2 separate regions of the Homo sapiens genome follow, and region 2 is linked to region 1. Evidence: read pairs that join two places in POLR2A ChIA-PET (ENCODE). Cell type or tissue: GM12878. All regions are shown on one strand. Links, peaks and the distances in the headings refer to the core of each region. The heading gives the core; the rest is flanking DNA. Region 1 has its middle 31 kb from the start of MAP3K8. Region 2 has its middle 20 kb from the start of MAP3K8.

Region 1 (4,406 bases), core at 205-4,204:
AGTAGAGACGGGGTTTCGCCATGTTGGCCAGGCTGGTCTGGAACTCCTGACCTCAAATGATCTGCCCACCTTGGCCTCCCAAAGTGCTGGGATTACAGGTGTGAGCCACTGTGCTCAGCCCCACCCTCCCCCATTATTTCACTCTGTATGCCTTTGCGTATTCATAGCTTAGCTGCCTGTGCCTAATTTCATATCACCCTAGATCAGGCCCAACAAAACTTGGACCTGCTCTTGGTTAAAGGTATACAGCTTTTGATAATTTTCATGAGATACTCACATAGTCAATATGAATTGAGTTCTAGTTAACAAATTCCATTTGGAGAAAACCATTCTCTCTTTTTTTTTTTTCTTTTTCTTTTTTTTTTTTAAGATAGAGCCTCACTCTGTCGCCCAGGCTGAAGTGCAGTGGTGCCGTCTCGGCTCACTGCAACTTCCGCCTCTGGAGTTCAAGCGATTCTCCTGCCTCAGCCTCCCGAGTAGCTGGGACTACAGGCATCCGCCACCATGCCAGGCTAATTTTTGTATTTTCAGTAGAGATGGGGTTTCACCATATTGGCCAGGCTGGGAAAACCATTCTTTTGAAATAAATTGGAACTCTAATGGAGAGAAATGGGGATGATTGCTAAGAGCTGATCAATAGTGTTGGTGGCTGAGGAAGCGGTCGTGAGAGAGAACTATGAGGGGAAGTTCGGGGCTGAGAGCTCTGTGTGCACTGAGGACTTGCAGAACTGTTCACCTGGGAGGCCAAAAGTTGCACCCTAGGATGAGTCACCAGAGAATCAGCTCAAGAGGAGCAAGGAAGCCCCAAGTGAATTCCAAAGGAATGCACTACTCACCCCCTTATGAGAAGATGGGCAGTGGGGCTGTCAGGCTTGAGTATAGTTAGAATAGAATAATCATGTCCTGAAAGCTCAGCCTGGGCAACATTACAAGACCTCATCTCTAAAAACAAAAATTAGCTGGATGTGATGACTCATGCCTGCAGTCCCAGCTACTTCAAAGACTGAGGCAGGTGGATTGCTTGAGCCCAGGATTGCAAGTCTGCAATGAGCTATGATCATGTCATTGCACTCCAGCCTGGGCAACAGAGTGAGACCCTGTCTCTAAAACAAACAAACAAAAACAAAGAAAGCAACTTCCAGCCACTTTGATAATTCCTGCTTCGGGAATTGGATGGAAGCACTGGAATGCACTGCAGAATGTATACAGAGCTTTTCCAGCTCAAGCCTTAGAGATGATCTTATTTAAGCACCTGGCAAGTTAGATGGGTAGATGAACGTGCTTGCTGGAGGTCCCACAACCAATGCTAGTGCCTCATCTTCTGATTGTCACCACCTCCTTTGTGTTTTCCTTGAGGTCTGTGAAATATTCAAAAGCAGATGATGGAGATCGTACCAGGAATTTACTGGACCTGATGGGAATTTGCCTAGCCTTGGAGAGATGCTTCTCATCTGGGGATCAGCCAGTGCCCCTTGAGCTAAGTTTCTACTGATGACTGCCATGTCACCGAGCACCACAGTGGGACCTGGAAGGGATTCTGTCAGTCCCCTGGGTTCCTTGCTGATGCATGCTCACTGTCTGGCAGACACAAGGAATTTGGTCTTTTATTGACAGCAAGTTTCTGTGGTGTAACTCAATATGAAAGCCAGTGTTTTCTGGCGGGCCTGGGGGATATTTTTCATAGGTCTGCAATGTGACTAGCAGTAAAGATTGCTTGATGCCCTGCCCCATGGGCACCCAGGAGGGAATGTGCCCAGCAGGAGAGCGGGCCTATTAATGGAGAGTTGAAGTTTTATGAGGACCAACTCTGGGCAAGCAACTGTGCTGGGCCCTGAAGGAGACATAAGTGAGAGAAGATTCTAGTCTCTCTTACTTATCCACTCTCTGCTGAAAGGAAGCACGTTCCATTTTGGAATTGTTAGAAGGTTCTTTGATTTAATGCATATTCCCATCTGCCTCCAAAACGGCTTTTTTCATCAAGTATTTACTTGCAATTTTACCTTTTGCCTGTGAGCTGGCTTTCTAAATGTCCATTGAATCGCCAATGCATAAGAAGATGATGACTAAAAGGTTTAGGCATCAGCATCAGGTTTCAAAAGCTTGCTTTGTGCCGGGCACAGTGGCTCACACCTGTAATCCCAGCACTTTGGGAGGCCAAGGCAGGTGAATCACCTGAGATCAGGGGTTCGAGACCAGCCTGGACAACATTGTGAAACCCCGTCTCTACTAAAAATACAAAAAACTAGCCAGGCATGGTGGTGCACGCTTGTAATCCCAGCTACTTGGGAGGCTGAGGCATGAGAATCGTATCAACCCGGGAGGTGGAGGTTGCAGTGAGCCGAGATGGCGCCACTGCAGTCACTGAACCTGGGCAACAAGAGCAAAACTCCATCTCAAGAAAAAAAAAAAAGGTTTGCTTTGGGCCAGAGAGAGGAGAAATGCAAAGCAGTCATTTACCAAACATTTTTTTTTTATGTTTTTGTTATATGTTATATGTTTTTGTTTTTTTATGCTTTTGTCAATTTTGTCTAAGATCAGTTGGCTATAGATGTATAGCTTTATTTCTGGGTTCTCTTTTCTGTGTTCCATTAATCTATGCAATTGTTTTTATACCAGTACCATGCTGTTTTGGTTACTACAGCCTTGTAATATTATTTGAGGTCAGGTAATATGATGCCTTCAGCTTTGTTCTTTTTCCTTAGGATTGTTTTGGCTACTTGGTGATTTCATATGAATATTAGGGGTTTTTTTTTAATTCTGTGAAAAATGACATTGGCATTTTGAATTGCACTGAATCTGTAGATTGCAGATTGCAGATTGTTTTGGGCAGTATGGTCATTTTAACAATATTGATTCTTCCAATCCATTAGCATGGGATATTTTTTCATTTGTTTGGGTCATCTCTGATTTCTTTCAGGAGTGTTTTGTAGTTTTCCTTACAGAGATCTTTCACCTCTTTGGTTAAATATATGCCTAGGTATTTTTTTTTTTTTGGTAGCTATTGTAAATGAGATTGTTTTCTTAATTTGGTTCTCAGCTTGATTGTTACTGATATGAATAAATGGTACTGATTTTTGTATGTTTATTGTGTATCCTGAAACTTTCCTGAATTCATTTATCAAATGTAGGAATTTTTTTGGTGGAGTCTTCAGGGTTTTCTAGGTATAAGACCTTATCATCAAGCATTTTTGTACTCATCTGTGAAACACCCTCATCCGGATTTGTGCTCAGCTCTCTCTAGGCAGGGTGTGCAGATACAAGCGTGGACAGGAGAGAGAATCACGTTCCTGTTCTGTTGGACAATGGTCCTCAGCCCCGGGAGCAACAGCTGCATTTTCAACAACTGGAACTTGGAGTATAGATTCCTTCCCACATTGCCTATGTTTAACCCCTTTGTGGGAAATCTGTTTTGTCACACTTCAAAATCACAGTGAGAGATGACCAGTCATAGCCAGCACACCTAAGAACACAGCATGCGCTGCGTTTATTTTCAAGGCTGGGATAAATTCTGAGTACTTAACCAATTTCGAGACATCTGCTTCACCACATATTACAGAACCAAAGGTGATAATAATTGGCTATCTGGCTGCCTGGAGCATAATTGCTGATTGAATGACATCTTGTTCATCCTGGTGACTGTACAAGGAGGCCAACTGGAAATACAAATCAATGCATAATCAGCTAAGAGCATAGCGGTCTCTCATTACGGCTCTACACCAAGGTACCCTGAGTTGGCCTAGCAATTGTATCATTATACAAATAACATTAAAGATTAGGGGAGATATGGAATTTCCCTACAAATGTTGGCTATTATTATTGTTTTAATTCATTAATGCTAAATGTTCTTTCTATGAAGCTTAATGAAATTCCGCTTTATCTTTCCCATATGTATGTAGAATTTCAGACAGCATTTCATTGGAACATACCTTCATACTGGTCCATTTATAAATCTGAATAGGCTTGACTCTTTTCAGCCTAATTAACGTTCTTCCAAGGCATCAAGGGAGATGAGAAGGAAGAAGAATATTTTCAGCAAAAAGAGGGGTAATAGGCACTACTGAAAGAAGGCTTGGAGCTTGCAGTGGAGTTAACTTTTGGTTCATTCTTGCTTTTTGCAAACGCACCAGTGACGGTGAGCCCATCGGACTGACGCTAATGGAAAGAGGGCTGAGAATGGTGGCTCTTGCCTATAACCCCAGCACTTTGGTAGGCTCAGGCAGGAGGATCGCTTGAGGCCGGGAGTTCAAGACCAGCCTGGGCAGCAGAAAGAGACCCTGTCTCTACAGAAAATAAAATAAAAACTTAGCCAGGCATGGTGGCATGTGCCTGTAGTCTGAGCTACTTGGGAGGCTGAGGCAGAAGCTTTTAGCACAGAAGTTCAAGGGTGCAGTGAGACATGCTCATGC
Region 2 (4,406 bases), core at 192-4,191, 51 kb before region 1:
AAGGCACTGGCCTGGGAATCAGAAGAAGGGAATCAGAAGAAGTGGGTTCTAGTCCTCCCTCTACTAGGAGCCTACCACCTGTCATTAGGAAAGAAATTTAATGTCTTTTTCTTTTTCTTTTCTTTTCTTTTCTTTTCTTTTTTTTTTTTTTTGAGATGGTGTCACGCTCTGTTGCCCAGGCTGGAGTGCAGTGGCACAAATCTAGGCTCACTGCAACCCCTGCTCCCTGGGTTCAAGTGATTCTCATCCTTCAGCCTCCCAAATACCTGGACTACAGGTGTGCACCACCATACTTAGCTAATTTTTGTATTTTTAGTAAAGGCAGGGTTTCCCCATGTTGGCCAGGCTGGTCTGGAACTCCTGGCCTCAAGCGATCCACCTGCCTCGGCCTCCCAAAGTGGTGGGATTATAAGCGGAAGGCACCATGCCTGGCCAAAAGCTTATTTTAAAATCATATTTTCTTTCATTTAATCTTTATGAGTGGATTGTAGAAACCATGGAATTGCTTAAGATTGACATGTTTTCTGAACTAAAATGAGTGAAATGTGTATATTCATCATCTGACAAGCCAGTTGTTTAATGTAGTCAACATGCTTGTTATGTAATCACTTCTGGTTGTATTTCTAAATTCTGGGCCTCCCAACTTCTCTAGCAGGTCAAGCCAGGAGGACTTTCATGAACTACATCAGCATGCCAATCCCAACCATTCACTAAGATTCACTCTTAGATTTTGCTGGGAAATATAAGATACAAATAAAATTGCCAAAGTGACTCCTCATGGTTATATTATGCAGAGAGATAGACTGTTGTTATGTTGTTTCCTTAGAAATCATTACAAGCTGCTTCACGTGTGTGTGTGTGTGTCACAGTATATTACATGTGCAATATATTATACATGCAATATATTAAAAGATACAGGTTGGTCACTGTGGCTCAAGCTGTAATCCCAGCACTTTGGGAGGCTGAGGTGGGTGGATCACCTGAGGTCAGGAATTCGAGACCAGCCTGGCCAACATAGTGAAACCCTGTCTCTACTAAAAATACAAAAATTAGCCAGGCGTGGTGGCACACACCTGTAATTCCAGCTACTTGGGAGGCTGAGGCAGGAGAATCGCTTGAACATGGGAGGCAGAGGTTGTAGTGAGCTGAAATCACACCACTGCACTCCATCCTGGGCAACAGAAAGAGACTCCATCTTAAAAAAAAAAAAAAAAAAAGATTAGCAGGGCCCATTATCTCTTTCCTGAACTTTGTCTGTATCAAATTATTCAAGAATCTCATGGCCTGACACGGTGGCTCACGCCTGTAATCCCAGCACTTTAGGAGGCCAAGGCGGGCAGATCATCTGAGGTTGGGGGTTGGCAACCAGCCTGACCAACATAGAGAGACCTCATCTCTACTAAAAATACAAAATTAGCCAAGTATGGTGGCACATGCCTGTAATCCCAGCTATTCGGGAGGCTGAGGCAGGAGAATCGCTTGAACCTGGGAGGCAGAAGTTGCGGTGAGCCGAGATTTTGCCGTTGCACTCCAGGCTGGGCGACAAGAGTGAAACTCTGTCTCAAAAAAAAAAAAAAAAAAAAGAATCTCGGGCACAGGCTTTGGCCATCCAAATGGACAGTCCTGTTAACAAACACCAAAGAAAGAACTGATAAATCTGGTCATTTCTGACAACACGTGTTTTCTGCCACTGCTATTTCTATTATGGCCACATGGAGTCACTGTTGAAAACTGTCCAATGCTTTCTCACCCAATGCTAGGATGAAGCAATGCCCTGCTGTTTCAAATGTCCTCATAAAAACAGCTTACATTTACTTTGAACATACTGTGTGACAGTATTGTGTTGTGTCTAATTACATCACAATATGCCTGTGAATGTTGTTGTTATCCCCATTTTATGGATATGAAAATTGAGAAAATTAAGCAAAATGACCAAGGTCATAGAATAAGTGGTGATTCCAACACAGATTTGACTGACTTTCTAATCATTGTGATTATAGGTCCATCCCTTAAACTTGTTCATGCTTTTTGATCTAGTAATTCCATTACTAGAAATCTATCTGAATTAGAGATGCACATGAAGGTACATACAGGAATTTTCAATGCCATATATGTAGGAAAGTTAGAAGCAATCTACAGTTCCAATGTGAGGAGGGGACTACTTAATTTGTAATCTATCCACAGATTAGAATACTATTAGATTATAAATATAGATCTCTATTTATACATATGTTACATATAATTTATATGTAATATATAATATGTATTATACTACATATTTATATTATATATAATATAATTTATATGTAATATATGTAAATATAGATCTCTATTTTTATATGTTACATATATGTATACATCATATGTATATATCATATTTATGTTACATATGTTATATCATATTTACATGTGTTACATCTGATATATATTTTATGTAACAATATATAAACATGTGTAATATGTAAACATGTATATTATATATAACACATATATACATATTACATTGTATGTAACATATATGAAGAGATCTAAGTTTATATGTATATCACATATATATGTATATTTACATATATACACACGTATATACACATACACACACATATACACATACACACACACACACACACACACACACACACACACACACACACACACATATATATTTTAGAGACAGGGTCTACTATGATGCCCAGGCTGGAGTGCAGTGGTTGTTTACAAGCACAATCATAGGTCACTGTGGCCTAAGACTCTTGGGCTCAAGTGATCCTCCTGCCATAGCCTCCAGAGTAGCTGGAGCTACATACATGCCACCATGCCCAGCTAACATATTACATTTATTAAGTGATTAATATTAATATTAGCCACTTATAGTTCTAAGCATTTTAGGTATATTGGCTCAGTTAACACCCACAAAACCCTAGGATACAGGTAGTAATAGAATATTTTATCTAGCGTAAGAAATCATCATTATGAAACACTTCATTATTTTGGCCAGGTGTGGTGGCTCACACCTGTCTGTAATCTCAGCACTTTGGGAGGCTAAGCCAGGGGGATCACTTGAGACCAGGAGTTCGAGACCAGCCTGGCCAACATGGCAAAACCCCGTCTCTACTGAAAATACAAAAATTAGCCAGGTGTGGTGGTACGCACCTGTAATCCCAGCTACTCGGGAGTCTGAGGCACGAGAATCACTTAAACCCAGGAGGCAGAGGTTGCACTGAACCAAGATCACGCCACTGCACTCCAGCTTGGGCGACAGAGCGAAACTCCATCTCAAAGAAAAAAAAAAAGAAGTAGCATTAACAATTTTCTTATTTCCTCTGTGATTTCTTTTTCTAAGCCGTTGTTGCTATGGAGACCATGAAGAATCAGTGAGACTGAAAGTCATGTACCAGTGCCCATAGGCAAATGTTTTAAAGTGTGAACATTGGATTTTGGAATCTGACACTAATGTTCTTGCAGTTTGGCTTTGTGTATTCCCAAGTAAGTTTTCTTTCTGTTTTTGGGAGACTATAGTTTCTAAAGTTGGTCCAGGGAACTGATTCGTGAGTCAGAAGTATTTGGTGAGCTTACTAAAATATAGATTTCTGGGCTGCACCCTTAGAATTACTTCATCAGAATATCTAGAAGTGCGATTCAGGAATCTGTATTTTTTTTAAAACAAGGTTTAGCATTTATAAATGGTTTTAGCTAAAGCATGAGAACCATTACTGAAGACCATCACTGGATGTGTGCCAATAATTCATGGAATTCTAGATTTACTTTTTAATTTACTTTTCTTTCTCTCTTTTTTTGAAACAGAGTTTCACTCTGTCACCCAGGCTGGAGTGCAATGGTGTGAACACAGCTCACTGCAGCTTTAAACTCCTGGGTTCAAGCGGTCCTCCCCCGTCAGCCTCCCAAGTAGCGAGCCTCCATACCTGGCTAGTTTTTGTATTTTATGTAGAGACAGATTGTCTCCATGTTTCCCAGGCTGGTATCAAACTCTAGAGCTCAAGAGATCTTCCAGTCTTGGCTTCCCAAAGTGCTGGGATTATAGGCATGATCCACCACACCTACTCTTTGTATTTAATTTTCTGAAAAGGATATGGTCTTCTTTTTTCATTTTATTTCATTTTATTTTATTATTTTATTTTTATAGAGACAAGGTCTACCTATGTTGCCCAGGCTGGCCTCGAACTCCTGGGCTCAAGGGATCCTTCTGCCTCAGCCTCCCAACGTGCTAAAATTACAGGCATGAGCCATAACGCACAGCGCTAAAGAGTATGTTTTACCACATGAAAAACATCTCATCAAATCCAGTTATTGCTGGAGTTAAGCACTTTTCTCCATGCAGACCAAGTGGATGCTTTTTTTCTATGCTTGCTTCCATATTAATTTTTGACTTAGATTTCAGAGACTTTTAT

Evidence for each region. ChIA-PET counts read pairs that join two places held together with the same protein. Peaks named below come from ENCODE experiments on the same cell type or tissue, not always from the same donor. Only the 100,000 strongest peaks of a DNase experiment are listed, where the experiment ranks them.
Region 2: POLR2A ChIA-PET joins it to region 1 with 6 read pairs; 11 of 35 experiments call an interaction of 5 or more read pairs at or near these places.

What each region holds. Positions count from the first base shown.
Region 1 is chr10:30,463,275-30,467,680 of GRCh38, forward strand. No RefSeq gene overlaps it. Among named protein-coding and RNA genes, the nearest start is that of MAP3K8, 31 kb to the left of the region's middle. In GM12878, for the core only: no CTCF peak of the experiment used is centred there; no DNase peak of the experiment used is centred there.
Region 2 is chr10:30,412,473-30,416,878 of GRCh38, forward strand. No RefSeq gene overlaps it. Among named protein-coding and RNA genes, the nearest start is that of MAP3K8, 20 kb to the right of the region's middle. In GM12878, for the core only: a CTCF peak has its summit at 1,714; no DNase peak of the experiment used is centred there; H3K27ac peaks cover 354 bases.